Regions from separate parts of the Mus musculus genome. Here all the other regions are linked to region 1. Evidence: chromatin loops called from intact Hi-C (ENCODE). Cell type or tissue: left cerebral cortex. All regions are shown on one strand. Region 1 holds the start of Tmem132c (transmembrane protein 132C). Region 2 holds the start of Gm33738 (a long non-coding RNA gene). Region 3 overlaps Tmem132c (transmembrane protein 132C). Region 4 overlaps Tmem132c (transmembrane protein 132C).

Region 1 (8,000 bases):
TATGTATAGCTTGTGGCAAATAGAAGATCATTTCTTGTAATTTACTCAGATAATCTGTATGCAGTTGTGCAGTGTAGTTTAGGAGCCTGACATAGATGCTACAGGGGGGAAAATGAATTTTTACGTGACTTCTCCCATTTTTAAAACTATAAATGTATTTTATTTAATTACAGGAATACTCCCATTAAGAACAAAAACGAACAAAAACACTGAAAATCTGCAGTCTTTTGCAAGCATCCTGTGGATAGTCCAAGTCTGATGAGAGCCAGGTTGGGGGGGGGGTGAACAGGGGCAAGCCAAAGCCTGGTGGGGGTTCCAGGGACCTTTGAACATCTGTCACACAGGGGGATGCTGTGTGGCAGATGAGAAAGGATGGCCCAAGGTCTTGGTCTCCAAAGACAGCATGGCCGTGGGCAGGGGAGAAGAACCTTTTTTACCGGTAATTCCCAGAGTGCTAAGAGGCCAGAGAAGTGTTTATCATTCCTTTCTTCCTTCCTTCAGTGGCCAACACTGATCTTAAAGCTATTTCTATTCTCCAAAGCCTCCTCCAATCGAAGGCTCCTGAGCTTCGTTCACCACCGTTGATTCGTCCGTGTACAGCTTACAGCCCACACCTCCATAGAGGCCTCGGTCCACCTGGCCGTGTGCACATCTCAATATCAGTGGACCTTCCATCGGGTTCCGGTGAGCTGGAATCCACAGCCCAAACCAGCTGTCTCTGGGGCCCGTCCACCTAATCAGAAGCCATCAGAAGCCCACAACCCTTTCCACCTGCCTTTGAGGGTTGACGGGTGTAGAAGCGGGTGTTTCAGCTCAAGGGAGCCTTAGGGAGAGAGCCCTTCCTTTCAATGCACTGTCCTATTTATGAAAACTCCAGAGCACAACTGTGCTTTCTGTAACCCCTGATGTGTTGCAAAGCTTCAGAACTAACCGTCAAAAACACACACTTGGTTGGTGGCCGATGACTGGACAGATTTCCAAGGTTCCAGAAACATGCGCAGAGACCCTTGTATAGTCAAAGTCCCTGGTGGCATAGCTGTTTTTAAGACAGTGGAAATTTAAACAAGGGTGAGAAGGTGTTTGTTTCTGTCAAACATGCTGTGGAGGAGCCGGGAGGTGGCTCAGGGGTAGACTCACGCATGCGCGTGTATGCAGGAGGACCTGAATCCCAGACTCAGGAAAACAGAAAAGCGAGGCAGGTGAAGCAGGCTGGCTTCCCAGCGCTTAGGAGGCAGTAATGCACAGGGCAGGGCTGGAAGGAACTTAATGAGGGAACTTCCCCGCCAGATGAGAAGCTCTGTCTCAGAAAAAAACAAAAAACCCTCCGTGGAGACGGACTGCGGAAGACAGCGAGGATTGATCTCCTGTCTCTACACATAGGTGCGAACACACACCCGCTTGCACACGCACGCACGCACGCGACATCTTACAGAGTAAACACCAGGCTGGGTTAGGAAGACACCGGGGACGAACTGTAGCTTTCATCAGCCATACAAAGTGAAAACACATTTGGCAGACGGGCTTCCAGAACCAACCTTAGAAGCCCTCCCCACTTCCCACCCCCAACATGGTGAAGTCTAGCAAATCCAGGTGTCTTGGTGGGGAGGGGGGCGCTTTGCATCACATGGGCTTTCCCAGCCCTGCAACCTCCACCATGCCAGCCCCACCCCAGCGCCTTCAATCGCCAGCCAGCCCAAGGTCTAAAACGGCCACCGCAATAACAGCCGCTTCTTAGTCAGAAGCGAAATCTGGGTCTCTTTCTCTCTTTCTTTCTAACTCCCCATTAAGCCATTTGGTGATCAGAATCCGCGGGGAGGTGTGTACCGAGAGCCGCCTCTGGGCTAATAGCAGAACACAGGTAAAGGCTCCTGAATTTCTGCTCTTTGGGGGGGGGGGGAAGCCCACTCCCAACACCCCCACCCCCCACCCCAGTTTACCCGGGGCTCTGTGGAAACAGGACCCACTGGAAGGAAGCACAGCGTACATGGCAGGTTTGTCTGGGAATTGCTCCTCGAGTAAGGGGCATCCCCTGGTTTCACATGGTGGAGTAGAGACTTTTGTAAAGCAAATTCTACTTTTTAACGCCAATTGTCAACTTGTCTCCCCAGATACATTTCCAGCCCATCCTTGGAACCCCGGACAGGAGTGAGGTCTCGACATCTGTGCGGGGCGGATTAGAGCGAATCCTCAGTCCAGTCCGTGTCAAAGGCTGAGCTTGAACCCGCCTCGCTGCGGGAGGGCTCAGGACTCCGGGGAACATCCGGGCTTAACCCACCGCACGCGAAAACCCCTTCAGGGCGCCCCCGCGACCGCACCCCGTAGCTCGCGGACCCTAAATGCCTGAAGCCAGCGGCTCCGATCTTCCAGTCCTGCCTGCCGCCGACCGGGCTCACAGAAGAGTAATAATATGACTTAGCGACCTTAAGCAGCAGCGAGCGCTCTGGCCAGGCTGCGTCAGCCGGTTTGCACAAGTCTCCAGAAACCTGCAGAGTCCGGATTCCCACGGCCCCCGGAGCAAAGGACCGAAGTGGGAGCCTAACGGCGAGTCGCTGGAAACCAGAGCGGTCCGATGCTTTCAATGCCACCGTTCGGTCTAATGTAGGGCGGAAAGTCTCAGGTTTCTCTAAAGCTGGGGAAGGGGCCGCGGGAAACCAGGGTCCTCCCCGCGTCCCGCAGCTGCACCGAGTCCCGGGTGTGTAGCCCAATGTAGAAGTCAAGGTGTAGCCCAGACCCAGAGTCCGGCAACCACGCCCCCCCCCCCCCCCCGCTCTCCTGGAGGGAGGCAGTAGGGCTTCGAGGTGGGCTGCCGCGGAGGATCCCTAGCACTGACTCTAATGCTCCAAGCTGAGGCTGGTGTCCGCTGTTTCCGTAGATGGAGGCTCTAAGATGGGACCCGGATCTCGCGCCGCTCTCTCCACCCTCGCCCCGGCTTTCCCGCAGCCTACTAGGGGACCTGGAGGTCCCCGCCAGCGCCCGCCTTACCTTGGCCCAGTAGCGTGGCTAGGACCAGGCTCAGCGCCCCGTACCGCGCCGCCCGCCTCGGGGCCGCGCCCTCGGAGCGCATCGTGGCCGCTGTCACGCCATCCATCGCCAGCCCCGGGACCGCGCCGGTTGCCCCATGCCCGGGGCCGCCCCCGGCAGCGCTCCGGCTCCGGCGGCTGCTCCTGAACGGGTCCGGACAACTTTTCTCGGGTTGCAGCCGCGGTCCTGCTGATCCCGCCCCCGGGACCGCCCACTTCGGGCCCGCCCACTACACCCTCCGGATCCGCCCACCTCCGGCCCCCGCTCGCGGCCAGAGGGATGGATGGAGGATGCTTGTGTGCCAGAGAGGTTCCCGGAGCGCAGGCCTCGGGAGGGAGACCCAGAGAGAGGACGAAGAGACTCAGAGACCTCGAATCCCTCTCCTCCTGCTGCTGATCGGCCGCCTCGCAGTCTCCTGCCTCCGCGCAACCATGTCCTGCAAGACGGCTCTGCCCAGGTGCTCACCACGCAGGATGGAGCTGGATCCTTGCTCCCTGCGACTTGCTCCCCCCACCCCTCACGGTCACTCGGGGCCGTCGGTTCCCCATCTACAACATTAGGTCCTCCTCTTCTGAGGGCTGGAGACAACTGGATTTCAAAGCCACGTGCAGCTGTGGAGGAACTATCTAAGCGAAAGATTGGATTCAGTGGGATGTGTTCGGATGTGTGCTCCGCGTGCACTGCGCTTGGGAACGCGCTGACTAACCCCACTGTCTTTAGAAACCGGCCTGGGGCATGTGGCAAAGGCGAGACTCTTTTGTGTCTCTCACCCAATGTACTTTAAAAAAAAAAAATCAACTGTGCAGGGTTAAAACAAAACAGCGACGCCATGTCTCCACCTCCCCCTCCCCCCCCCCAAAAAAAAACATGCCTCAGATGTGCCTCGGTGAGAGCGGTTTCTCTGCACACCCTGAACCCATTTTCTCCTGACTTCCCAGCACTCCCTTCTGGTCACCAGGTTCTAGCCATGTCCCTTTAGGCTTACCAGCCCTAGGGTTTCATCTGCTGGTCCAGGAGCCTGGGCAGTGTGCTGCACAAAGACCCTCTTGGGTCTGCAAGTGAAAGGTTCTCAGGATGCACGCGCGAGCCTCTATCTGCCACTAGCTCTCCAAACCTGGGGATCCCCACCCTGTTCTAAGCCTCACGCTGCATAGGCTCAGTGGTCCCTCTCCCAACCAGGGCTGACAGAATCCTGTTGACCAATCCTTTGGAAAAGCTTTCAAAAACAGTGATTGTAGAAGAAATACCAGGGCAAGAAGCAAGCTTTCCAACCCCCAGATCAGGAGAAGGCAGAAGCAGCCCAAGGAGCCCAGACCTTGGAGACTAGCTTGCACCCAAAACGCAACTGGGCTCTCACAGGCCAGGGAGGCAGCCACTTTATATTTAGGTGATGCAGGCCCTACTGTTCAGCTCACTAAGCCACGGTAGACACATCCTTAGGAAGCAATAACGAAGTCACATGAGCCCCAAGAGGGGAAGGCAGACTTAATCATTTGTTTGTTTGTTTTTTGTTTTTTAAGTCTGGAAGTCTCTAGAGAATGACTTTTTAAAAAAAACTCAAATATTTAGCAAAGGAGATGTGCAACAGCCCGTTATTTCAGACTGAGGGATGGAGTTTGTTTCATCCACTATCTCCCGTTCAATAATAGGAACAAGAATTTAAAACCCCAAGGGGTTCTCACCTCCACATCTACACCCTGAATCACCATATGGGCACCTACTGTCATGTCCTCCAATCTCTTGAACCTTAGATACATCTCCCTTCCTGATGCCTCCAGAACAAACAGAAGGAGACCTAAGTAAAGAGAGTTTTCCTTTTGCAAGCTCCGCTTTAAGACTTCCTTTAATCTGCCACGTGACTTAAATCCAACAAACACATGGGAGAGAGGATCCTTGGTCCCTTTATCTTGGGAAACCCGCAGGTTCCCCCCTGGCTAACAAAGTTTCCTGTATTTATTTATTTTTTTAAAGTCCTGTATTATTGAACCTCAAAATCATTAATTCTTTAACTGAAATTGCTTCCAGATGCTCGCCTGAGTCTCATAAGCGACACCAGAGACCACTAATCTCCTCAAAGGGTATTGCGAAACTCCCCATAGGCTGCGGGCACATGGAGACAATTAATATGATTTATAGGAGGGCAGAGTTATTGGCAGGAGGCCTCCACATGTGCCCAGGGCTTCTAAGTGGAAGAGGCCACTTTTTAGATTTGTTTTGTTCATGCTGAAATCTTAAATGGACGGGGTATGGAGCTTGTTGGTGCGGCTTAGAGCAGCTTGTGCTGTCTGCTTCCAGGCAGGGTGTATGTCTCTGTATTGCTATGCTATACATTAAATGAGCCAGTGTTACTGAGGGTAAGACAAGAATGGCTATAGATTGGCCTCGTAAAAGCAGCCGTGGTCAGCTTGCAAAACAAACAGGGTCTTGACTCTTGGTGCTTATTGGTTGACACAGAAAACAAGGAAGGAAGAAAAATAAAAGACATGTTAGGCTCATGTTCGCAGACACATCGCAATGACCCTTAGAATTCCACATGTCATTCAGCCATTCAGCAAACAGTTTCCAGTTACCAGCCAGTTTCTTAGAGGGTTCTGAGAGTAGACTAGACCAAGGTCCCCTGATGGTTATCCTTGATTGACAGCTGGTTGGAATTTAGACTCTCATGGAAACAAGCCTCTGGTATGTCTATGAGAGGGTTTCTAAATTGCTTTACCTGTGGAGGGAAGACCCACCTTGAATGTGGGCAATACCATCCTGTGGGGTGGTATCTCAGACTGAATAAAAAGGAAATAGTGAGCTGAGCACCAGCATCCATCTCTCTCTGCTTCCTGACTGTGGATACAATGTTACCAGCTGCCTCACGCTCCTGCTGCCATGCCTCCCTGGCTCCACCACGATGAACTGTATTCCTTAAAACTGTGAGCCAGGATAACCCTTTTTCTCTCTTAACTTCCTTCGGTCAAGTATTTTGTCACAGCAATGACGGTCCTAAACTCGGATCTTTTCTCCTGTGGTAGACAGGAGCTCTAGGGAGGATGACTAAGGCAGTCTGTTAGGAGTTGTTGACTTTCAGTACAGCCTTCAGGGAAAGTGCAGTTGTGGGGGAGGGGACAGGTTTCATGATGATGAATGGAGGTAGGCAAGCAGAGGACTTTTAGGAAAATCCACAGTGAGAAACAAGGCCAGGCCTGGGTAGAGTGTGGCCCCAGGGGCAGCCGAGGATGCCAGGGGGTGTGGTGAGAACCACTGGATTTATCTGGGGAGGACTGGATGTGTCTGGGGAGGACTGACTCACAGTGGGATGCAGAAGGGAGGAGGGAACAATTGATAGATCTGTGCTATTGTGAGAGCGTCTTGAGCATCCGTGTATCTGAGGTTTCTCTGTATGGAGTTGGGGGGAAATTCTAGCAGCACAGGCCGCCGATTAGGAAACAGGCTCATAGAGAAGGTTACACCATTGCTGTGAAAATCAACTTTCCATTCAGAGAGTTGGTTCTGCTAGTGAAAGGCTAGCCCTAGGACCTGAGTTCAAGCCTCAGGACAACACAGCAGAAGGATAGATCCGACTCTCACAGGCCAGGTATCCTCTGACCTCCACACATACACCACACGGATGTACCTCAAGCATCACAAATGAAATGTAAGATCAGTTTTCTAAACATTTGATGTCCCCTGCTGTGAGTTACAACACCACTTAGTTGATACCAAGTCTGATAACTTGTCTCCATGAAGCAAGCTCTAGGCTGAGGAGGAGGGATGCAGAGGCTGGAACATAAAACTAGGACCTTCTCCCTCTCCTCTCCCTCCCTCCCTCCCTCCCTCCCTCCCTCCCTCCCTGAGTGACAGAAGAAGCCCTACCTTGGACCACACAGTAAGGACACAACTATTTAGGGACCACCCTCTGGGCACTTAGTGGTGCCCCCTGGCTCATTTCCCTGTTTACTGGATGATTCTTCTCTCTGACGTTTCTCCAGCCTGCTCAGCTCTGTATTCCCAGCCCTGCTAGAAGCTGTGTGTGCAGGGCAGGCCACTATCTCCAAAAGAATCAGGCCTGGACCTATGGATTAAGTGTCCGTTTTACTGATGATGAATCTGAGAAGGAAATGCTTTGTCTTTAGCTCATTTAGTGAGCATTGCTGATGGTGATGATAATTCTGCAAGCACCCGGGGTGAACCAGAAGACTCTTGTTAGAGAACTTATTTGAGACAGGTGGGGGGTCTTTGTGCAATTCCTTTCACTACTTAGAGAGTTCTTTTTCCAACATTAAAACATGATTATTCTATGACAGTGTTACTGACAGACTCCCAGACCCTCATGCTAACTCGGTCTCTAAATAGCTGACTATCTCTTGATGGGAATGTGGGCTTGGCTTCTCCAGTGAGGTGTAAGGTGTACATAGCTCCCACCTGTGAACACACCAGATTCCTCTCTCTACCCTTCCCCAATGTCCCATATATGCCTGTTGGATACATCACTTCTCTTCTTGCCTTATCCCATAAAATGTACAGAGCTAATACTCTGCTCGCCCCTTGATTCAAGAGAGACTGATGTTCATTTACTATAGGAAGCAGGTCGGTACACTCGAGATTAGTTTACAAAGATGAACGATGATGCATTTCTTTAAGTGCATTTTCTGCATCACCGTCATCACCACCACCACCATCCTTACCAGCTTCACCATCTCTTGTTCAGAAGTATTTGGACACGATTAACTTTACAGTGAATCCTTTCAGATAACGGATGGAGAACGGAGGGATTTTTGTCCAGTGTCCGGAAGCTGCAAAATGTCAGAGCTGGGATTCTAACCGGAGCACTCTGGCTAGAGGACTCCTTCACTAACTAAACTGTCCTCAGCCATTGTTCTTCACATTCCACTGGGGCCTTCTTAAGACGTTGATTCTCGCTCTGTGGAGCTGAAGGTCTGCTGGCCTCTTCCCTGCATTTCTCAAAAGCCTCCAGGTAGGGTGGGGTGGTCCGG
Region 2 (8,000 bases), 1.2 Mb before region 1:
AGTTTCCCATCAGCCTGGGTGACAGGAAATGTCACCATTTCCTTCCTTTGCATATTCTTTTCTCTGCCATCTGTCCCTGCCATTGGGTGAGTGTCTCCTATTATCGCTTTCATTTTCTGTCGTGTTACATCCACCGTGACTTTCTGTCTCACCACGGGCCAGCCCAGAACCAAAGGAGCTGAGGGAATGAAACTGTGAACAGAACCCTCTCAATCCAGGGACCAAAACAGATCATTTCAACCTAAAGTTTTTCCATCCCAGAGTTTGGTCACAGATACTCAAAAGTAATACACACACACACACACACACACACACACACACACACACACACACACACAGAGAGAGAGAGAGAGAGAGAGAGAGAGAGAGAGAGAGATCTCCTTGCCTCAGTTTCCCCGATTTTCCCGCAGAGATACAGGAGGTTTGATGGACTCAGCCTCAGACCTGAGAGTATCATCCTCTTCAGTAAATTGGACAGTTGTTTTCCCAAGAGACTGTAGCTACATAGTAGCAGAAGAAACACAGCCCTGGCACAGACAACCTACCTGCTCACACTCAGAGCCAAGGCAGTGGGAAGCGGGGATCGGGGGTGGGATGGGGGTGTGGGGGGCAGCCCCAATCCTTTCCTAATGCATTCTAGAAGAGCATTGTTCTGTGGTGCTCTGAGCCACATAGAACAAAGCCATCAATACAAAAGACAAAAGCTCTATTGGGGGTGGGGGTGGGGTGCCTGAGATCCCCCGATCTCTGAGAAGACACACATTCACAATTAATAGCGCTGGTTCCTGTTAGGAAATCCAACCCAGGATTAGACCGAACAAGAAGAGAGCAGTTATTTAACACATCACCAGGAGGCATTTGTAATAAAGTGCTCAGCCAAGGCCTTGAGGAAATGAAGGAACCACAGAGGTGTCTGACCAAACGAACTGGTGTTCCTAGCGCAGGAAGCTGTCTGTGCAAAGGGCGTGTGTCCTGACTAAGGCTCGTCGAAGCAGCACTCTGGGCAGGGATGTGGATGGCAGTCACACAGCCTCGGAGAGCATTGTCAAGAAGTCTGGCTTTTCATAGAGCAGGCCAAGCAGCCTGCTTTGCGGCTGAGGAATGAGCGAGTCTGGGTTAAATTGTTCTTTTGTGAGTGTCCATGTGTGTGAGTGTTAACATGTGTGTGGGGTAGGGTAGGCTCAGTTGTCATCCCTCAGACTGCCTTGTTAATTGAGACAGGGTCTCTCCATGGCCTAGAACTCACCAGGTAGGCCAGACTGGTTGACCAGTGACCCCCTAAAGGTCTACCCATCTCCCTCTTATCAGTACTAGGATATCACATCCAGCTTGTTTGTGTGTGTGTGTATGTGTGTGTATTGTGTATATGTGTATCTGTATGTGTATGCCTCTCACTGTCTCTTTCTCTGTGGATGTATATGTGTGTGTGTGTATCTGTGTGTGTGTGCATCTCTCTCTCTCTCTCTCTCTCTCTCTCTCTCTCTCTGTGGTTTAAGCCCATGGGGATTTAACAACTTAACTCTGGTTCTGTGCTTTTAAGTTAATTACGTTACCAACTGATCTTTCTCTCTACCCTGCCGCCCCTCCCCCAATTTCCATTCTCCCAAATACTCTATCCAAAGCAGATACAGAATCCCCACTATTATAAGGAGAGATGACAATAAGTAGTTTATCTTCTGTCATGAGGACCCAATTCACTGCAGAGCAAGGTGTGTGCGGAGACAGAGGTGACTCACAGCACTCAGCGACTGGGATGACATGGGTCCCAGAGTGGCTGACAGCCTTTCCATCTAAGCTTCTCTGTCCCCTAAGAAGAGCACTGGAGACCCACAGAAGCATAGTAAGTTCAATTCACAATCCTACCAAGTCAGACATCAGTTCAGAAGGGCAGGCGCTTGGATTGAGCGAAAGAAAGAAAGAGGAAAACATAACATTTTGCAAAGCCTGAATGCACAGCCTCTTTCCCCTTTCCTCACTTATAGCCAGCCTGCATTCCAGGTTCGAGCATGCGTGCTTAACCCTACCATTGCTGGCTCAGAAACTCCAGCCAATCTGGGAACTTCCCAAGGCTGATTTTTGGAAAGAGCTTGAAAAATATTTGCTAAATATGTATACTCGAAGCACAGATTTTTCTCATAATGGAAATTTCCAAATTTATTGCCAAAGTAGTTTCCCCTCCAGGAATGCCAGATTCAAAGAAAAAGAAAACGAAGAAGAAGAAAGAAAGAAAGAAAGAAAAAAAAAAAAAAACCAAAACCCAACAGCTTGGATTCTGGTTCATTTACAATACACAGCTGGATAACAGCCAGGCACGAGTAGCCGCTTGTAGATCAAACTGGAAATGATGACCAGGAAGGGCCAGTTTTGACAGGAAGTCCCAGTGTGACCTTGTGAAGTTAGTTATGTTTTACAAAGGTGGCAAAAAGGACATCTAGGCTTCCCATCCGCTTTTCAGTGGTCTCCAGATTCTCTTCTAACTAGTCATAGGCAGTAGTTTTAACCCTCATCCACATCAGACAGATCTCCCTGTCACCTGAACCTCATACGCAAACTCACACGCATCCAGGACCGTCTGCAGCACCCCCTCCCCCCCACTCCCTGGGTTGAGTGTTTCTTTTGCCTCGATTTTAGCCCCACCCCTTTCATGCTGTCACAAGAACCCACTTGATGCCGGAGAGAAGAGTAGATGCCACTGGCCTAATGAGTGCCTCCCCTAAATTTATATGTGGGAATTGCCACCGCAAGTAAGAGGGCACCAAGAGAGCCCTTTGGAAGGGGGGTGAGGTCATGGGGAGGAGTCCTCAGCAGTGTATCTTTGTGACTCGTATCTTTGTGAAGGAGACCCCTGGCTGTTCCCAGTGGGTGAGGTTTCTGTGAAAAGATGGCTTCAGGAAGCAGCTCTTTGCTTCATTCATTTGAGTAATCTGTGTTATAAAGAGTAGTGCTGGCCCCGGTACCCTTTGCAAATTGCTTGGCATCTATGCAGCTATGAAGTTGTTGCATCAATGCAAAGCAAAAGCAACAATTCCTGAATCAGAATCATGAGCGCTCCCATGCAACTTGTAGATCAGGGAGTCTCCATTCCAGCCCCCATCCTAGCCCCTCCCCCTAGTCCCACCTCAACCCCACCCCCACCCCAGCTTCAGCCCCACCCCACCTCAGCCCCACCCCCACCCCCAGGCTTATCCCAGCCCCACCCCAGCCCCACCCATGCCCCCACTAACATGCCCTCTGTGAGGACACCTCCTAGTTCTTGTGACTTCTTGTTGTGATGCAACAATATTCAACGAACAACTAAATTTCCACTCCCATGTGGGCAAACTGGAAAGAAATTCAAATCACATTCCACGATGCTTTTTTTTTTCTGTTAAAAATATTCTTATAGCTATTTTCTGTATTGCGATCTCATCTCCAACCCTCTCCCCCCACACCCCTCCCCAGTGTTGACCCTTCTGTGGGTCCTTTTTGTGTCCTAGACAATTTCACTTCCACTCTCCTTCAGTGTAGCCACACATGGCTTTATGTGACTATGAAATCCGGGAGTCACAGTAGAGAGAAGACGCATCTTATTTGTCTAAGGTTGGCTTACGTTATTTGGTTTGATTTTCTCCAGTTGCTTCCATTTCTAGAGATTGGTACAATTTCCGTGTTCGGTATGGCTGAATAAAATTCTATTGTGTGTATAAACATTTCCCTTATCCGTTCTTCCGTTGTATTGCTTTCATATCTTGGCCATTGTGAATGGTGCTGCAGCGAACATTGATGTGTTAAGCACACAGGATATATTGACTTAGGGTTCCCTAGGTGTGTGCAGGTGTGTGCACCTTTCTGTCACTCCATGGGCCCAGACACAGGGTTTCCATAGTCTTTATAGCCTTGGCTACCTCTGTTTTCTCAGGTGAGATGATGAGAAACCTTTGCAGTTTTTAAAATAAATGTATAACTTGACTAAGCATATGCTGTGGTATGACAGATGTTACAGTTCATTCCCTGGGAGGGAAAGCAGGTGCCTGAACTACCAAGTGCTACCACTAGGAGCCGCTGCAGGCCCACTGATGGACCCCATCGCCGCACCTGCTGCCTTGGCCCAAGCCATCTGTGTGCCCTGGACCCACCGAGAAGCACAGCTGTGTCCTCCAGCTGTGCCAAGGGAAATGAATAGATGACATAGTCGCCCCTCACAACCTTGGTACCATTAAAATAACAATAACAGTAATGACAAAGACCTTGAATTGTGCTTTTCTTTTATAAATGTGGGGAAATGTTTAAATCATCTCTTATACTCCCTCCCTCCTCCTAATAACTACACAAGTGTAGTGTAGTTATTGTGTCCAGATGGAAATAGCTCATCGTGGAAGGAAGCAGAAGGCTCACACAAGTTACAGGGAAAGTCACAAGAACTCGGAGGTGTCCTCCCAGAGGGCATGTAAGCAGGGGCGTGGGTAAGGGTGCGGATGGGGGTGGTGGTAGTGACTCGCTGAGCTTCAAGTTGTATGGGAGCTCTTGTGATTCTGATTTGGGAATTGTTGCTTATGCTCTGCATGGATGCAACTCTCTGAGTCAAGCATGCTCCTGGAAGTATCCACAGCAAACACACGGATCCCCAAGCAAGCCCATCTCGGGCGGGGCCATCTCTGTGGTCTGACATTTGGCAGACCCTATCTGGGGGTGAGTGGATGCTTGTTTTTGTCCCCACTAAGAGAAGGCACACATCAGTTGCAATACCACTTGGTCACTGCAAATCGATTTTGTTTTCAGACCCAGAGAGAACTCCCGAGCGAGTCTTTACTAACCCAGTCACTTTTTTTTTTCTTTCTTTCTGAGACTGACGTCACTCATGTGGCAAGTCAAATTGGAGTTTTCAAGCAACTGGCTGTGTGGAATCACACTAGGTGCCTCCCGTATTGATCGGCTTAAGAGCCAAGCAAACACAGATCTTGTAATAAACTGAAAGGCTGGCGCAGATTTGATAGACTTTTCCCGAAGACATGTATATGTCTGTGTAGGTGGGGGCATCCTGACTTTGAGTGATGGGTCGGTGCTGTATAAGTGGCCAACCAGGTACATCCTACCATTTTATCCCCCAAATCTCACGTAGATGACTACTCTGTACTGGAGAGACAGTTCCACAGGGAAGCCAGAACGACCCTGCTATTAACTTGGTGGCATTCGAAGGCTTTCGCTAAGCAATAAATACATGGAGTCCCTTTAAGTGAGAACGACCTTCCGCCTTATCACTTCAATATGCTCATTTCCAAGACGCTCCTTTAAGCCACTCCAAATTGGGCCATAGGGCCATAGGCTCACACTGTGAATGACCACAACGTGGTGTATTTACAGTTGCCTTTGATGTTAGACTCTCACAAATTGGTGGCTGGAACTTCCCTCTTTGTGGTGGTTAAGCCTCTTCCTCCAGGGTAGGATTAACTCCCTGGTATCCATTTCATAAGCGATATATATATTGGATGTGAGGATGTGGATGAAGGAGGATTTTTGCATTCTGGTAAGCCTGCCTTGCATGCTAGGTCATGAGATCTCCCCCCCAAAGCACAAAGCTTTTCAGGCCCATTAGAAGATTTGATTTGTGAACAAACAAAAGAAATCAAGCCATTTGGATGCTTAGCCAGGGAAACGAATCGATCCTTCCGACTCATGTCAAACGTTGGACTCATTACGGGATTGTGGCTCAGGTCTCCACCGCGTGTCGGGGCCCACTGGTGCTTGTGACCCACTGGCTGGAGAAATGGCAGCTGCTGTCTTGTTCTGGGAAATCTGGGCTTTGGCTGATCTCCTAACTCCTCCGTGCTGACAGAGAGCTTCACAGAAGCTGGCCCAACTCCAGCCCCTCAAGCTTGCAAAGTATCCCTTCCAGTCTCACACAGGAGGTAAGCTCTCCAAACGGGCTCGTTGGCTTCAGACGTCAAAACGACACTCTAACAAACACAGACCGCAGGATGGGCCAGAGTCCCGAGCAGTACAACAGTAGCCAGCGTGGGACCCTTGTGGAAACACATCCCTTGTCTGCAGAGAGCTGGTCAGTCTTATGTCAGAGACTAAAAATTCAGAGAGAGCAAGTGAGAATTTGAGGATAAAAAGAATTAGGGCTCCTCTGCTAGTTCCAGGAAAACCTGCAGTCATGGCATTCTGACAGGATGTCATGACAGGAACCCTCTAATTTTCTTTTTGTCAGGGCAGGTCATACAATACACCGTCATGGCACACTAACTCTAAGTCTTCCCAACTGAACACGATTCCATTTCATCTCTTGCCATACAGGGAGCCCCCACGTGGCTGCTGCCATATGGAATCACATTGGCTTCATCTCATATTGATCAGCATGAATGCCAACCAAACACAGACTTTGGTATAAAATAAGAATCTGGGGGAAAGGTTGTCTCCCTGCATTGAGCTGGAAACTTCAGGAAGAATAGCAAGGTTGGAGGGTCACCCTGAGGTGTCCTGGGCTCCACTTGAAAACCACATATAATCTCCCACCGGCACATGTCACCTCATGAAGGCTATGGCGTTATTTGGCTTTCTAGCACATAGGAATAGCCAGTTTCAGGGGCACATAGATAGTTTCTGTCAGAGTCTTAGGGACAACTGGAAAGCTCGGGTGGATTTTGGACAGCAGACTTGCGGTGCTAACCACCTGAGAGAATCCTTACCCGCTCAAGCCTTCAGTGGCGGAAGCGGGGTTTATCCAAGTGGTCCTCACAGCAGTTCAGGGAGATCGTTTGGGGTCTGACTTTCTGCTCTGTTCTGGAAGTCAGCAATGTAATGATCACTTAAAGGGCCACGTGAGAAATTTCTGACACCCTGGAGCCCTGGGCGGACTGAGTCGGGGACAGACAGAAGGGAGAGCCAATCTGAGAAGGAGAGTTGATCTGAGCCTGCAGTCACTGGGAAGAATAGAGGATTGTGGGGACACCACATTTCCTGCCAAATTTCCTGGTAGAAGAAGGCAAAGGCTTCGCTTCGCTCATCTCCATCATGCTGAGCTGCAGACTCTAGGGGGCGCCACCGGCCTACAACAGCCTTCTTGAACAAGTTCCATGGCAGGGCAGGTGCAGCGTGCAGAGCTACAGGTGGCCATTGGCTGCTTCAACTTAGTGGAGATCTCTGGCACCTGCGCTCAAATCCAGTCAGCCAGCTGCAAAGTCCAGTCACCTGAATGCTGGGGAAGACTGAGTGACAGATGGACGGAACTCCCCACCCCCCACATAGTACCCTCTCTGGAGCGCAGTGTGTCTCATGGCTGCTGTCTCTGCTCACCAAAGCGGTCATGAGCCGATTTGTCCCTGACTGATTTCATAATCATATCGTGAAATATGGGGAGTTATATTAAAAAAGGAAGTTCACGGGCAGGTGACTGCCAGTTCCAGGGCTCTTTGGTGCCAGTTTGCGGTTTAGAATCTCCCATGCTTCCGAAACTGACAGAACTTAATTTCAAGAGAGACACGGCTGAAGGGAAGAGGTGCCCGGGAAAGCACGAATATTAATAATGTCAAAATTGTGAGCGAATTCCAGCTAGGCTCTGCGCTTTGCATGGAAAGGCACGTCCTCTGCGTTTTACTTCATTTCTTCACCTTACTTCCCCTTGTGCTGTGGACCGAACCCTCAGCAAGCACAATGTTTACCATTGAGCTATGCCATTTTGAAATAAGCACACTGGAGTTGCCCAAAGGATGCTTCATAGTGGTCCTCGCCTGAGTTTCTCCTTGCATCATCCCGGAAGGATGGAGGGAGTGGGATTCAGCCTTACGATAGTGTGATCTCTAGTATCTGTGATGTCTTCACGCACAAAATGGGCACAAGTGCATGCAACTGCGGACATTCATTGGGCGGCTTGCGAATCCAGCCTCCTTGCTGTCTTTACCAGATCTCGGGCACAACTGTTCTTTCTTTAAACTGGCTGGAGGATGGTATCTTTCTGTAAAATGGCAAGCCCGCCTAGTGTTGAGATCACACGCTCAGCATGAACAGTTAATGCTATTTAA
Region 3 (8,000 bases), 240 kb before region 1:
TTATGATTTTGGCAACAGCAGTAATACAATCAAGGCTCTGTCGAGGCAGCTGTGTAAGCAATCCCCCCCCCCCATTTAACTGGAGACAATGAAAAATTAATCTGGGCCCAGCGCAAATAAGTTTCTACAAAGACAATGAAACCCTTGGACTTTATCCTTCCTCCTCTGCAGATGTTTGCCGCCCCTCTTTATTTACCAGACTGTTAGTTGGGTTTTACAGCCCCCTCCATGCAGGGTACCTTCAGGGGAGCTGCCTTCCTGTCATCTGGCTAACAAACGGTCTCTGGTATAAATGAAGATAGATCACTCGTCTTCCTTCCAACTTGCTCCTTTTTCATTCCAGCACAGCAAATCACCATCTGATGCTTTCAAAGTGTGGTCTGCAGAGCACTTCACTGCGGTCAGTGGGGGAAAGCAATTTCTGCTGGGCTGTGGACTAGCTCCTTAGTGTTTTTAACATCTGGCTTTTTAAAGAGACGGTATTAAAGAACACACTTGCACCTGTTGTTGCAGATGAACAATAAAGCATTTGGTCCGAGTGCCCACGAGGGACTCTCCCTGTCAATCAGGTCACTCCTGTCCCCTCTTTCCTCTCTGACAAGATTCACCATTGTCCCTTTCCACACCCCACTCAGCAGCCCAGGGCCATGGTAACAACTTCAGACTGTGTCCAAAACCAGCCCCTCTGCCTGGAATGTTCTACCCACAGAGCCTATCACACGTCACTGATTCCAAAAGGATTTGACCAACTGCCAAGACAGAATCCAGATGCTTTTCCTGTCCCTGCTTCAAAGTCCCTCATGACCATCATGGAGATGTGTTTGAGAAGGCTTGGTGCACACAGCACACAGCACTCAGAAGGGACTGCAAGGCACAGAGAAGGTGGCCTCTGGCGAATGAGGAAGGTGCACAGAAGCACCCTTGGATGCGGTTCCCTCCGTTCCCAGTGTTTTCAGGGCCGAATGCCTCAGGTCCCCAGAGATATGGAAGGACTGGCTGTGCGGGTTGGCGAGGAGATACAGAGTTGAACTGTGTGCTTCCTAAATACTCGTTGAGCTGGACTGGATTGGGAGATGGGTGCAGCAGCCTAGATTCCCCCCAGTTTCTAAGAGGGTGGTCCTAGAAGCAACACCAACAGCTCTGGGTTAGAGAGACATCTCAGCAGCACTTCCTGTTCCAGTATACTTCCTGGGTTCGGTTGCCAGCACTCCTGTATGCAGCTCACAACTGCCTGTAACTCAGCCCCAGGGAGATCTTCTGGCATCCATGTGCACTGGCACTGGCACACGGGTATCAAAATATGTATCCAGACACACAGGCATTGGGATGAATAAAACTAAACCTTGAAATACCAAGCAAATGAGAAGCTGGAGAGATGATTGGATGGTGAACACTGACTCCTCATCCAGAGGACCTGGGTTCGATTCCCAGCACCCACAATGGCAGCTTGCAACTCTTTGTAACTCCAGTTCTGATGCCCTCTTCCAGCCTGCAAAGGCACGAGGCTAAAGGGTGGTTTGCATAACATGCTAGCAAAACACTCAAACACGAAATAAGTAGAAGTAAGTTAAAAACAAACAAGCAAACACTGCCAATCCTAACACTAAATTCTCATATAAACACTCACTTCAGAGGCCACCAAAAGAACCATACTAATTTGAACCCTTAGCCTGGATGCAAAACCTGACCACTAACCCCTAACATAATACAGAATCCTGAACCCCAACCCTGATCCTTGACTGTAATCTAAGCCCCAATTTCTAGCAATAATCCTAAAATTAATATCTATCTTACTCCAGACACTAGCCTTACCCCAATTTCACCCTTAACCCTAATCTAAATCCAAATCCCTAATTATAATCTTAACCCTAATTCTTAACAATAATCCTAAAATGAACACTTAACCTTACCCCAACTTCACCTCAACTCTAACCCTAATCCTAACCCCAACTATAACCCCAGCCCCTAACCTTAGCCTTAACTCTAACGCTAGTCCTTAACCCTTAACCCGAATCCTTACCCAAACCAAAACTCAACCCTAACCCCAACTTCCACCTCCAACTCCAGCCCAACCTCTAGCCATAAACCCTAACGCTAACCCTCAGCGACACAAAGGCTTGGATGTCTCTGGTGCTCTTTAAAGCACTCTGCATCTCTCGCAGCAGTCTGGTGTCGCTTTGATTCCTATTCTCCATCCACAGATGAGAGAAGTTAGACAGAGAAGCCAGCAAACCACCAGAGTTCCTCAGGAGGCAGGAATGCTGGGGTCTGCACACTGGCAGGCTGGCTTCTGAGCAGAAGGGATGAGGAACTAGACCTGTGGTTATTCCCCCTCCTATTCCTGGCTAGGAGAGTCCACCACAGAAAACAATCTTAAGTAAAACTAACCACACCCTGCAACTCATCCCCAGGGTCTCTCGGAAATGTCATGTTAGTTTGGGACCTGCCAGGCTGAGAAGAACAAACACAACACCCCAGCCCAGGTCACCTCCAATGGTGGCAGTGACACAGGGCTAACAATATCACACATTTCAGAGACTAATAGAAACAACTGGTATATTTAAACAAAACAGACAAAGAGAGGTGCATTCAGGCTTAAAGGGTCATGAAGTTCCTTAGGGGAGCACACAAAAAGCCAAATAAGTTGCCAGACATATGTGCATAAAGCATCAATTATATTTCTCTGTAGTCGACTCTCGGTTTCTGTCAGTGGGATTTTCCACAGGATCCTTCTTTAATCTAAAATTCCAAGAGGCCAGAAGTTCAGAGACGCTTTGAAAATTTCTAATCATTCAGATTATATTCACATTCTCATGTTGTTTTTGTAGGGTCCAATCGTGGCAGAAAATGCATGTTTTGGGGTTTTACAAAGAGGAATCTCCCAAACAGACCACAGTGTCTTGGGTCTTAGGAGTATGGAGAACAACACCAGCTACCTCTAACCTGCTGGTTGGTTGTGGGTAAGCCCCCTTCAGGGTCCTTGCTTCCTGCTTTCTCCACTACTCTCTCCTGCCTCAGGGGTTTACTGAGATGGCTCTGCAAGGAGGCAGCTATAGGAAACACTTTACAAGTTGTAACATTCCATAAAGATATGCGGACTTTTTTTTTTTTCCATTTTATTTCTGGCATGTGTATGAGTACTTACTTGCCTGCACATGTCTATGTATGTTTGCCATGTGCATGCAATACCTATATGGGCCAGAAGAGGGCGACAAATACCCTAGAACTGGCGTTAGGGATGGTTATGCGCTACTGTGAGAAATCTGGGAATAGAACCCAAATCCTCTGGAAGAGCAGCAAGTGCTCTTAATTGCTGAGCCATCACTCCAGTCCTCCCCCTGCAGCCCCCCAAGTCATGAGGGATTTTATGCCTCACGTTTGCCTGCTTTTATTTGGAGTTTTCCACAACAAAGAGTCTGTGCCAGCAATCCTGGTGTGCCTAAGCATATCTGGGGAGTTTGCATTGCTATATACAAAGTACTTGTCTCCTTTCTCCAGGTCTCTCCAAGGATGAGAGTGTGGTGCCTGAAAGGGGTTGGGACCTTCTAGGAATGTCAAGTGGGAAGGAATCTGTCTCCAGGATGTCACTGTTATTAGAGGGGTCCCATCCCTTGCGGCTGTTGGACTGGTTCTTTCAGCTCTTCCTATGCTGTTGGCTACAGACCCTCTACTTTTTGCCAGGCCGGCTGTGCCAACATGCAAGCCAGGAAGACAATGGGCTTCTAGCAACACATAAGCACAGCCTTTGTTGCCTAATCACAGAGGCGACGCATGCAGTAATACTGATTAAAAGCAAGCCACCGGCTCAGCTCACAATGACGAGGGTAGATTACATAAGGCCAAGGACCCAGGTGGGAGGATGAGGGGAGCAAACCTCGGCTTTCCTAATTGCACTTTGACGACTGGCCAAGCATTTGAACACGCCAGTCATTTGCTCTTGACAGCAACCTCAGGGAGTGGGAAAACAACACCTCTCTCTTAGAGGCAAAGAAACTGAAGCTAAGAGAAGTCTGTATGACAAACGCTGGCACAAACTCCACATTGTGGGCCCTGTCTCAACCACCCAGCTATGCTGAAACTTTTAATTTTTTAAAAAAAATATATATTTATTTTATATGCATGAGTGGCTTCCCTGCATGCATGTATGTATGTATATATGTATGTATGTGAGCCATGTGCATGCAGTACCCGGTGTCAGATCTCCTAGAGCGGCAGCTGTAGATAGCGTGAGTCTCCACGTGGATGCTGGGAATCGAACATGAGTCCTCTGCAAGAACAGCGAGTTGTTCTTAACCACCGAGCTACTTCTCCAGCTCTACAGCATTTTCTTATGAGACTTGGTACCCCATGGCTCTTGATGATGAGACTGGAGTTCCTATGGAGAATAAGCCCTTTACAGCTGTCAGTCAGGGTGGATGCCATCAGACAGACAGTCAAACAACTCTAAGAGAACTGCTTGCTTTCAATATTGGTGTTTGGAGGCAGGGTCTCCCTGTGTAGCCCAGGCTGGTGCAAAACTCAAGATCCCCTTGCCTCTGCCTCCTCAGTGTTGGGATTTTGGGTGTGTGATGCAATTTGCTAGCTCAGTGGAAAGTATCAGGAAATGTAACAGATGCCAAGCCTCTCCTGCTAATATCCAGGACTCAGGGTTCTCCTTTTTTTTTTCTTGGTCTATAAATATTTTATCTTATTTCTCTCATCTTATTAGCTCTTGGAAATTTTTATACAATGTTTTTTGATCACATTCATGTCTCATCTCAATTCCTTCCATAGCCACCCCCCTCTTCCCTACCCACCTAACTTTGTGTCATTAAAAAATTTATTGAATACAATCCATGCTACCCACATACTCTTGCCTATGTGGTCCTCATTGGAGTATGGTCAACCTACCAGGGGTCCGTATCCTTAAAGAAAACCACTTTCATTCTCCTAGTAACTGTTGGTTGCCAACAGCTCCGGAGCTAGCTGTGGGACTTTGTGCCCGCCTCTCCGCTCCATGCTGGGATTTTAAGGAGTCTCCCACCATAGTAATAACACGCCCATTTGATAGAATGTGTGATGGTTACTACCGACTGTCAGTTTGACAGAATCTACATGCACCCAGAGGCATGTCTATGGCCTGTGGATTTAGCTCGTCTTGCTTGTAGGTGGCAGCATCCCAGGACCGAACCACCACCACCACCACCACCACCACAACAAACAGACAGTGATGCTCTGCGCACCAGCATCATCTCTATCAGTTTCCTGACTGCAGATGCTATGTGACCACCTTAGCCCTGCCCCTGCCACCACAGTGAAAGCTTCCCTACTGACACCATGGCTTCCCTACTGTGATGAACTGTGCCCACTGGGAGCCAGAATCAATCTCTGCGGTTGCTTCCGTAAGGTGTTATGTCATCGCACATAGCAATGAGTTAAGTAATCAATACGAACAGGGACCATGGGGAGTTAACAGTGACCATTCTCAAGATCATAAGACAAATGGGAGCTTGTTCTATCACCACCTGCCTGGCCCAGAAAGGGCACAGAACACGCCAGGAAAGCAGGGGCTTTGCCCTGCAAAGAGAGGAGGTCTGGGGCTTGCACAGCTGTTCCTGTCATTATTACCAGGAGCACACATGAGCTCTTGGCCTTAGTATCACAACTGTCCCACCACACCAAGCCACTCTAGTGCTGGCTGGAACTGCTATGCCAAGTGCCTGAAACATCTGGAAGAATCTGCTCTTTGTAGAGGAGCCCTCGTTTTCACGATGTGTATCTCCTGTGTGCGCCTGCGGTGTGTGCATTTATATATGCCTGTACGGTTTGTTAGTTTCTGCATAGGCATGGTGGCATGCGCATGTCAGGCCTGTAGTTGAGAGCAAGGATCAATCACCCTTCATCACTTTTCTACCTTTCTACCTTAGTCCCTGAGGCAAGGTCTCTCAATCAAACCCAGAGCTCACTGATAGGACTAGGCTTACTCTGGGGACCTCTTTCTTACCCCCCCCCCCCCGTTCCTACCTTCTGAGGTTGGAATTAGAGGTAGCTTGCCACACCTACCCACCCAGCACGTACATGGGTTTCCTGGGGACTCCTAACTCTGGTCCTCACATTTGTACTTTAACTGATGAGCCAGCTGTCTTCTCTAGGTTCACCCCCCGCCCCCGCCCACTGACATTTTACTGGCTGGGCCTCAGTGGACTCCCTCGGATTCCAGTCTCACCTTCAATCCTGGTGACCCTCTGCCTCACAGGGCCCACCTTCCGCGTTAAGACTCACTATTATTAGAGCCCTGCTTGCGGTAGACACCCTTAGCTCTTCCTCCTTTGTACTGTGCTCTTGACGGCTTGGGCTGTGACAATCAAAGATCAAAGCCGACATCTCCCAGCCTCTCTTACAGGGAGGTGTGGCCACGAGCCTGTTCTGCTCACGAGAAATGATAGGTGCAGGTTCAGTGTCCCTTTAGAAGAGGAGGCAGGTTTTCTGTTTCACCACGGTTAATCCCAGTGGCTGGAGTTCTCAGTAGGGGATAAGCCATTGTGGGTGGAAGTGGGCGTAGCTACACTTTGGGGGTGATGGAGGGACAAAGCAGGAGTCTGAGCACTCAGCATCTTTGCTGAGTAAAGCTTCCAGTAAAAGAAGGAGGGGGAGGGGGAGGGGAGGGGAGGGGGAGGGGGAGGGAGAAGGAGGGGGGGTTGTTCTATCTGTCACAGAAACATCCCTTTTACTAATAAAAGAAACCACCTCCGTCTATATAGTGAGCACCTTGGTCCCTGATAGCCGCCTCCCTGTGTGGAGAGTAGGAATACACGCCCCAGCAGCCCACAGAGGACCGGGCGTGACTTGCCTTTATCCTTACTTAAGCACCAGCGCATCCTCCCAGGGTAGAAAATTAAGGACATGATGGATGAGTTGTCTCTGCCATTTAGCTGGCCTAATTTATACACTGCTGGTGAGAAAATGCTGCACTTGAGACAGAACAAGTACGGAATAGTAAGGACCACTTATGAAGAATTAATGTGATCCCTGGGAACAAAAGGGGAAAGTTATCCGACTACCCGGGAAAGGCACCAATGGCTTTGCCATTGATAACAAAAACGTGTTACGCTGTCTTTGAGAAGGGTGTGAGGTCTGCCAGACCTGACTGATTCAAAGTTATTCAGATATCCTCTCTGCTGGGAGTGTGTCTTCCCACACTGCTTTAATTGTTTCTTTTGAACGAGTTGTTAGCTTTTCTTCTGAACAAAAGATTCAAAGCCTTTCCCGCCTTAGGGAGTCTGGGTGTCACTTTCAGAAGACTTGGAATGGCAAGGCGACGGAATGAGGACACATGGGCACATGGCGATTAGGAAGTGGGTGCCTGAGGTCCCTGATCTATGGTGACCAGACTCTGAGGCGTATAGAGACCAAAAGATCATATACACAGCCAGTCTTTATGTTTTTAATGTATCTAAATGGCCACCCTTGTCTTCTCCATTTTCCAACTAGACATTTTGCCAGTGAGCTTTTGTTCATAAGTATGATGGTGCCACCTCCCTGTTGGTGACATTTTAAAGGTTAGGAAGCACTCCCTTCCTGCCTCTGCCTGGCCAACCCTGATCTTTGGTTGCTGTTGTTACCCTTGGATCACGGCAACAGAGATGGATCCTGTGTGTTAGCGCACACGACGCTCCCGACTGGTTCCTGAGCACATGAGAGCAGAAGTCTAGCTGCAGGAGGGAGCCAGACCGCACTGGGTTTGTAGTGCAGAGCAGATTCTCTTTAATTCATACCACTTTAAACACGGCCTTGCTTACAAGCAATTGACCCAGATTCAAGTAATACCGTCCTTTATTGGACTTAATAACACACAGCACTTCTCTAGTGAACTTGCTTCTCAGATCACCTTCTGTCTTTCTGGAGACCGATCAATGTCATGAGGGTGGGTGAGTGTGCAGGCCAGTCACATGAGCTTCAATACCCCCAGGGTTTGCCAGACACTCCATCATGGTTTGATTAATGAATGCGGATGTAAAGAT
Region 4 (8,000 bases), 120 kb before region 1:
GATTTGTTTATCCCCTATGCTCTTGACTGTGGATGTACTGTGACTAACTGTGCAAATTCCTGGCCCTGACTCCCCCAAAATGATAGACTGTAAACCTGGAACTATAAGCCAAATAAATCCTTTCTTTTTCTAACTTCTTTGTCAGGCTATTTTATCACAGTAACAGAAATGAAACCATAATACTTCCAATTTCTGGCTTGTCTTCAAAGCCACAAAGTCTGGCAGTAAACTTTCCATTTGTCACCAGTTGCTGGGGCTGTCAAGTGGCCAATCCCTTCGGAAGCAGCATTAGAACATCCAGGGCCTGTAGCGCTGTTCCTTTTAGCTCCACGGGTGTGATATATACCCTAAAGTTTGGCCACTGTAAGCAGGGGGGCTGTCAGATTTAGAACTATGTAATGTACTAGCAACCCTCATGACTGTCTAATTCAGGATCCTTTTACCAGCCCCAGAGGCTGACATCACTCCTTCTCATTATATGTCCTGGTTACTGATAACTGCCTCTTTCTGATTTGCTTGTTCAAGACCTTCCATACAAATGGAATTACAGACACTAGAGTCATTTGTACGTGGCTTCTCTCAGCATCTTATGTTCGATGTTCACCTACACAACCGCACATATGATTCATTATCTTCAAATTTACAGTTTTTATGGCTGTGAGCCATCAATCATCGCTAGGATTTGAACTGGGGTCCTTTGGATCCACAGTCACTGCTCTTAGCTGCTGAGCCACAGCTCTAGCACATGATTTAATTTCTTTTGAGGGGTTAACTCTTTTCCACTAAACAGGTCCCTAACATTTGCTGATCCACCCAGCAGCTGGTGGGTAGGGTTTTGTGACTTGGCTGTAATGATAATGTTTCTGTGTACACTTATGTCCTGTGTGCCACCGTGTAGGATCCTACCCTTAGAACACTGGTGGGGGCTGGTGACTCACCCTTTGCTCTGGCTGGTTCCAAAGAACTCTACTGGAATAGCCTTCCCTAGTCCTTGTAAAAAGAGGTGGGAGCCAGCCTCAGTGCCATTAGTCAGTTGAGCTCTTAAAAAGTAACTCCCCCCGCCTCCCCGCTTGGGAACTGGGACTCTTCCAGTCCTCTTGCATATGAAGTCACATGGTATATCTCCTCAACTGCTTTCCTGCATTCATCCTTTATATTTATTGACTGGAACATGCTAAGAGTATATCACAGTTGGGATTGGTTTTCTGTATTTATTGAAGCATGTTTAGATTATACTGAGGCCATGTTGACTTGGTCAGGGACTGGAGTCACTAATTGAGGTGACTGTGCTCCACTCACCAGTCACAGCCATCACAGCCATCAGTGTTCATATACAAGAGTCAGGGTTGAAAGGGAGATCGCCTCTGCACCTGCCTCAGGCTACTGCATTCCTCACCCATTTTACGGTCACAGCTCTGCAAGATGAGGCTATGAATGCCTGATATATATTTTTCCCACCCCTTTATATTTATATATTATATATAAATTATATGTGATATGATATCTAATAAAATTATATCATATATCATATAAAGTATATGATATTATATTATAAAGTATATAGCATATGTTATATAAAATATATAGTATATCATATTATATGTAAAATATATAGAATATATTCTATGTGTTTATTTTATATATTTAATTTATATTTATGATATATATTATATTCATTATATATATAGCATTATCTATTCATATCATTACTCATTATTTTATATTATTCACTATAATATTTTATAATATATTAATACAATATATAAAGTATATATTAATATATAAATAAATATACTAAACATATTTAAGTTATGTTATATAAATATGTATTATACACACATATATATGTGTATATATGTATGTGTGTATGTATGTACATATATATATATGTATATATATATATGTATGTATGTATATGTATATATTAAGCAGAGTTACCCTTTAGCAGGGTGACAATGTCCCCACTAGATACCAGAGAGCTCAGTACCAGGAATGGGTTGCCTCTTTTGGATATATTGGCCAATAAAGTTGATAGAAATTTCAAATATCATAGGTAATTGCCAACACTCCTGATTACCCTCTAGAACTCGACAATAAGACCCTATTGTGGAAGCCGTCACAGACTTGAGTCATGTGAGAACATGGAGAAATCAAGCAGGCGTTCCCCAGGAAGCTTCATTCCTCCCGGATAGCTTTCATAATGCTAGAATGTCTATGACTGGTAGACAAAGTAGCCATCAACTTTACCTAGCTGTGAACCATTCAAGGTACAATAATGACCAGCCTGGCAAGACATACTCACTAGTGCAATCGTGGTACATACATCAGGGGTGTAACCAACCACTTTCTGATCAGATTTAAGGTCCATACCTGGCATCATTACTGGGGTCAGGAATCTGTGTCTAAACAAGCCATAGGCCCTAAGAAGAACCTACTGCTAACACTCTGTTAAATGGACAGACTATTAAATCATCTCTTGATAATTTACCCATATACCCACATATTAATAGAGCTTTCAACTCTCATCAGAAAAGTTTCTCTCTGCAGTAGACAGTGATGAACAAAGACCCACAACAGGTCAGTGCTCAGAGAATGAGAGGCTGTGGGGGTGCTCAGACACAAATGGGACAAAGACATCACATCCTCTTCCTCCAAGGCTCAGGCTCACTGATGAAGAAGAGGCAGAAAGATTGTGAGAGCCAGAGGCAGTGGATGACTACAGAGAGATGGTTTTCAGGACACAGCAGGGCAGTTGCACATATGAACTCACAGTGGTTATGATAGCATATGCTAGACCTTTGCAAGCTCAGGCCAGACAAAATCCCAGCATGGAGGTGGAAGGTGGGTACCAAGTCCCACCTCTATCTGAGGAGCTACTGGTAACTGATAGGTGCTGGGAGAGGAAGAAAGAATTTGCTCTAAAAGTGTAGCCCTTTGTAGGCTGACAATGCTCTAGTGGAAGGACACATACATAGGAATCACACTGGAGTAAATGGGCTTTTAAAAAAGGACAATACAAAATTGGGTGAGTAGTATGGGCAGTTAAGAGCACTTGGTGCTCGTCCAGAGGGTTCAGAGGACATGGTGGTCCAAATTATCTGTAACTCCAATTCCAGGAGATCTGATGTCCTCCTCTGATCTGCATGGTCTCAAGGCATGAACCTGGTACACACATACACACACACACACACACACACACACACACACACACACACACACAGACACACACAGACACACACACACAAAGACAAAGTATTCATACACATCAGATAGTAAAATAAATAGATCTAAAATGTTCTTTTATAAAAAGTTTGAAATCCCAACACCTATGTAAAAAAGTTGGCATGGTTGGTAGTGACTGCAGTTCCAGTAGGGGGTGCTAGAACTCGGTGGATCCTGAGAGAAGACTGACCCTGTCTCAAGGAAGTAAGGTGGAGAGTGATGGAGAAAGATATACAAATATCCAGCTCTGGCCTCAGCAAACATGGTACAGTTGTATGTGCATGTAACCCAGACAAACATGTATCAATTAATCAGCCAATCAATCAATGACTTGGAGAATGCAAGCTTTTCTTTTGCTCAAGAGCAGGCTTTACATACCTGTTCTCAAGATGTTAATTGTGGGTCGGGGGCACAAGGATCCAACTTTCTCTTGTGGAGGGAGAGCTAGGTGATACTGAGCAGAGGGGATACCTTCCCACACTCAGCATCTCACATGCATACAGCTGTTTCCCTGCCGAAGCACAGAGCCTTCCTGCCTGCCCTGTAGCACTCAGTGCTCAACAAAATTCTTTGTGGGGTAAGCTATTTGAGAAAAGCTCCACCTTATTGGCTAAATGCTATGGTCTTCAAGGGTCTCTGGGATGCTCCCAGCTTAAGGTGTCTAGTGTCTGAGCAGGCGCTGTACCCAAATGCTCTGGTCACTTCCTAGTCCAGATGCTCAATGGCATATGATCAGCAGAGTGGGCAGAGCATGCAAGGCCCATCAATGATCTTCCTCCAAATCCAGGACCTGAGAAGAGAGTGCCCCACCCAGGCAAAGGTCTCATCTCATCTGTCCACTGGCTGCATTTCTTAAAGGAAACTGGACATTTCTTTCAAAATCTGCTCGTGGCAACTGGACTTCTTCCCCTTTGAAAACGCCCTCCGTCATGAATAAACTGGAAGGGGATAATGTACCTTACAACCAAATTTCCTGATCCAAATATTACATGCAACATGGTGAAAACTGTCCAATTGTGGCCTTGAAATTAAGGGATGGATTGAGTGACGAAGCTGGGCAAAGGTACATCACCGGGTGACTTCTGGGAGTATCGTAAAAAAGAAATGAGTTTTGTTTTTGAGATGGGCTCTCACTGTGTAGTCCTGGCAGGCCTGAACTTGCTATACAGATCAGGCTAGCCTTGAACTCACAGAGAACACCTGCCTCTACTTCTTGCACTCTGGGGTTAAAGGCATGTACTACCATGCCCAGATTTTTTTTTAAAGACACACAGAAGGTTGGAAGATAAGGAGATGGGAAGAGTTGAGACACTGAATAGGGGATCACAGAATGAAATACCATAGGATAAGCTGTCAGAATGGACATTTGGTCACCTCAAAGCTATAGCAGAAAATACCCAGATGTCTATATTATTTATAACCTCACTTTATGATATTCCTCTTTTCCATGGTTCACCTATTTGTGGCACGCATGTATGTGGATGCATCTTTCTGCGTGTGTGTGTGTGTGTGTGTGTGTGTGTGTGTGTGCAAATGTGTAGGTACATGGAGGCCCAAGGTGGATGCTGGGGACTATCCTCCATCTCTCTAACACCTTATTCATGGGAGCAGAGTTCCTCAATCAACCCAGAGGTCACAACAAGTTGCTGGTCTCCTAGCCAGTTCTGCTTTAGGCTCTCCTTGTTCTGTCTTCCAAGGCTGGAATCACAGGAGGGTTACCCTGGCAACCTGAGCTCCTGTCCTCCCACTCCTATGCCAAAGGTGTGACCCACTGAACCACAACTCTCTGTCCCCTTTCACCTTTTAATATTTATTTATCGATTTATTTTATGTGTATTTGCATATGTGAGTTTATATGCACCACACACATGCATGAGCTCACAGAAGCCTGGATCTAGACTTATAGGCATTTATGAGCCACTATATAGGTTCTGGGAACTGAACCTAGGTCCTCTGTAAAAGTAATAAGTGCTCTTAACTGCCCAGTTTTCTCCCTGATTCCCTTTCATTTTTATGGGATTTCCTTCCCATTTCAAACAGTGAAGTTGGGGTTTTGGAATGAGAATGGATAACTCCAAGATAGATTCTTGGACACTGTTTTTCCTCTTGGTCTATGGGTTCCAGAACTGAGACATGTGTGTCCATGCACATGTGTGCATGTATGCATGTGTGCATGTATGTATGTGTGTGTGCATGTATGCATGTATGTGCATGTGTACATGTGTGCTGGGTCTTCTGTACTAAGGATCTTTGTGTCAAGTTTAAAGCCAGGGGACACGAGATCTTTGCGAGTAAACAAGGCTTACCTCCTCGCATGAAGCCTGCCACGATTCATGATTAGAAAGCTGTGAGTGAGGAAATGTGGACACAAAGAGTCTCTAAGTATTTTCTCGTCTCCCGTGCTCCAAAAGCCCTGCTTTCTAGGAAGACAATTCTTCCTACCAAAACTGGGGTGAAATGGTGATCAATACAGCTTGGGGACAAACCCAGGAGCTGGAAAATCCATAGCACAATGCCCTTCTGCTGCTAACACAGAACTCAATGAACTTTTATAGTTTTTTTAAAAAAAAATCAGTCGGTAATATTCAATCTTTTTATGTGCCAGACACTGGTATGAAGGCCTCACAAATTCAGAATCATTACAGGCCCATGGAAGTAGGTAATATAATTGAATTTATCTTTAAGATAAGCAAAAATTGAGGCTGTGAAGGGAAGCCCTGCATGCCACTCAGGCTGTGTGTGGCAGGAACAGAGGTCCTCCTCTATTGGGATGAAAAACCCAGACATCCTCTGCAATAGCCAGGCCAGTGCATGTTTCCCACTACCAGACTGCCTGGGCCTTAGATCCGTGTTGTCTGGGGGATGGAGGGTGGCTAGAATCACCCTGAAGAGGGTAGAGGCTGCACTTTCTCAAGGGGAGAGCTGGTTCCCACCACTGGAAGACAACAAAGGTGTCTCTGATATGTCACAACTCCCTTGAAGTGCTTTAGCTGCCTTCTGTCCCCATGCCCCCAAGGCAGCACTGTGTGGATTCAATTTACAAGATCTAGAAGTCCCAGGCAAAACCATGAACTCAGATTTTAGCTCAGTAACTTTTCCTGATTAGCCGGAGGAGGGGCACAGGACAGAGGAGTGAAGCAGGACCTTCACTTTAAATCCCCCGCCATTTTGGTTCCATATCAACACTTGGAGGAAGCCATAGACACCGCTCCAGAGAGAACTCCCTAACCAGCCATCTCAGCCCTGTAAAAAACATGAGTCTTATAAAGACGTATCCTAAGTCCTTTAATGACACCCAAAGCAACAGAAAATCGGGACCTGCAGCAACAGCCCACTCACAATTGTAAGAAAGAGCTTAGGGCACAGGTCAGCCATAGAACATTCAGGACGAGACCCTGGGTTTGGGGTTTGACTCTTGGATGCCGCAAGCACAAGAAAGTAAGTATATTGATAAGACAGAGCTCTCAGCAAATCATTATTTGAACCCGGAGGAATAAGTAATACCTTAAGAATATATGGAAATCTTTGCCTTTCAATTCTTTATGTGACGCACATGCAACGCAAAAACCTTACCAATAATCATCCTTGGAGCCAGACTACAAGAATAGGATGTCACTGAAGTACGGGATAGCATGCTGGCATTCTGTTTTGAAAGCATTCCCTCCCTCCCCACCCAGAAGCAAATCATCTGACAACATAATAAATATTGTTTAAGACAAACAAACAAATAAACAAACAACTGAAATGTAGCTGCGGCAATTATAACGGAAGACTTTCTCACTCACAAATAAAATCCCTCTTTTTGAATCCCTCACTTTTCAGCGTTACTTGAAGACAAATCTCCCTCTTACGGAGCTCCTGAGGAAGTCTGTGGAAGTCTGAGGAAGCTAGGCCTTGCGGTGCCTCCCCTAGGCATTTGAGAAAGCAGGTGTACTGAGCTGAGCACCAAAGCCCTCACAGTGAGAAGCAGTCTGAGTGCAAGAGTGCTCTGCCAGACACCCAGTGATGGAGGCCAACTTCCCGAGATGAAGCCCATCTCCCCGTTTGCTACGATATGCAAATTATGCAAATGAGGTCAAAGAAAGGTTAGCCTCCCTGCTCAATCTGATGAAACCTTGGGGCCAAAGACCCAACCACAGCAGCACTGAACGGCTTCCGGCTTCCGCTTTACTCTCCCAAAGCCCTGGGCTCCCAGATGATAGAAGAGCACACATAAGTGATCTCAGTTTTGAGGGTTTTTGCATGGTTTTCGTGTCCCCTCCCCCCTCCCCTTCCCATGCTCCTCCCCCAGCAACAAGCAGAACGTTTCCATTTCTCTGTGGCCTTTAGCTCCTCAGCACTTCTGAAACACAAGTCATTTACCTCACCCCTGACTAGCGGTGGTGGGTCTCTCTATGACTGTTAGGGCACCCACAATTAGGTTGGGGCTCCAACCTCACCACAGTCCATCAACATTACAGACATGGAAAGTCAGTCTCTGCTATAGAAGAGCACATAACCTTTGGAGCAATAGAAAATGGAAAAGAGGAAGAACAATCACTGGGTGAGACATCTTAAAGCCAAAAACAAAACAAATCAAAAAACAAACAAAACAAAACAAAACAAAACAAAAAACCCCAAGCCTCTTAAAGTGGGTGGTCTCCCCAGTTCTGGGGAGCCTTTCTTTATCTGAGAAGTCTATAACATTTGCAAGTAAAGGCATTGATCTTGCTCGGTGGTTTTCCTGAATTTTAATTCTGTAGCTGATAGAGAGAAAGAGGCCACCTACTAACTCGCCT

The links. Peaks named below come from ENCODE experiments on the same cell type or tissue, not always from the same donor. Only the 100,000 strongest peaks of a DNase experiment are listed, where the experiment ranks them.
Region 2: it touches region 1 in a loop (5-fold over the local background); 3 of 42 quality-filtered maps call a loop at or near these places.
Region 3: it touches region 1 in a loop (2.4-fold over the local background); 13 of 42 quality-filtered maps call a loop at or near these places.
Region 4: it touches region 1 in a loop (2.4-fold over the local background); 4 of 42 quality-filtered maps call a loop at or near these places.

Annotation. Positions count from the first base shown.
Region 1 is chr5:127,237,003-127,245,002 of GRCm38, reverse strand. Tmem132c (transmembrane protein 132C) reads right to left here and starts at 3,177. Exons shown (of 9, transcript NM_175432.3): 1 at 2,983-3,177. The coding sequence starts at 3,088. In left cerebral cortex, no CTCF peak of the experiment used is centred here; DNase peaks (open chromatin) are centred at 1,223, 3,251 and 3,526; H3K4me3 peaks cover 2,670 bases.
Region 2 is chr5:128,436,094-128,444,093 of GRCm38, reverse strand. It overlaps Gm33738 (a long non-coding RNA gene), which reads right to left and starts at 606. Exons shown (of 3, transcript XR_001784972.1): 1 at 546-606. In left cerebral cortex, CTCF peaks have their summits at 4,032 and 7,008 (motif pointing right); DNase peaks (open chromatin) are centred at 4,043, 5,796, 6,313 and 7,005.
Region 3 is chr5:127,476,864-127,484,863 of GRCm38, reverse strand. All of the region lies in intron 3 of Tmem132c (transmembrane protein 132C), which reads right to left. Among named protein-coding and RNA genes, the nearest start is that of Slc15a4, 140 kb to the left of the region's middle. In left cerebral cortex, a CTCF peak has its summit at 3,198 (motif pointing right); DNase peaks (open chromatin) are centred at 681, 3,204 and 6,921.
Region 4 is chr5:127,360,630-127,368,629 of GRCm38, reverse strand. The region is part of intron 2 of Tmem132c (transmembrane protein 132C); the gene reads right to left. Among named protein-coding and RNA genes, the nearest start is that of Tmem132cos, 83 kb to the right of the region's middle. In left cerebral cortex, a CTCF peak has its summit at 3,355 (motif pointing right); a DNase peak (open chromatin) is centred at 934.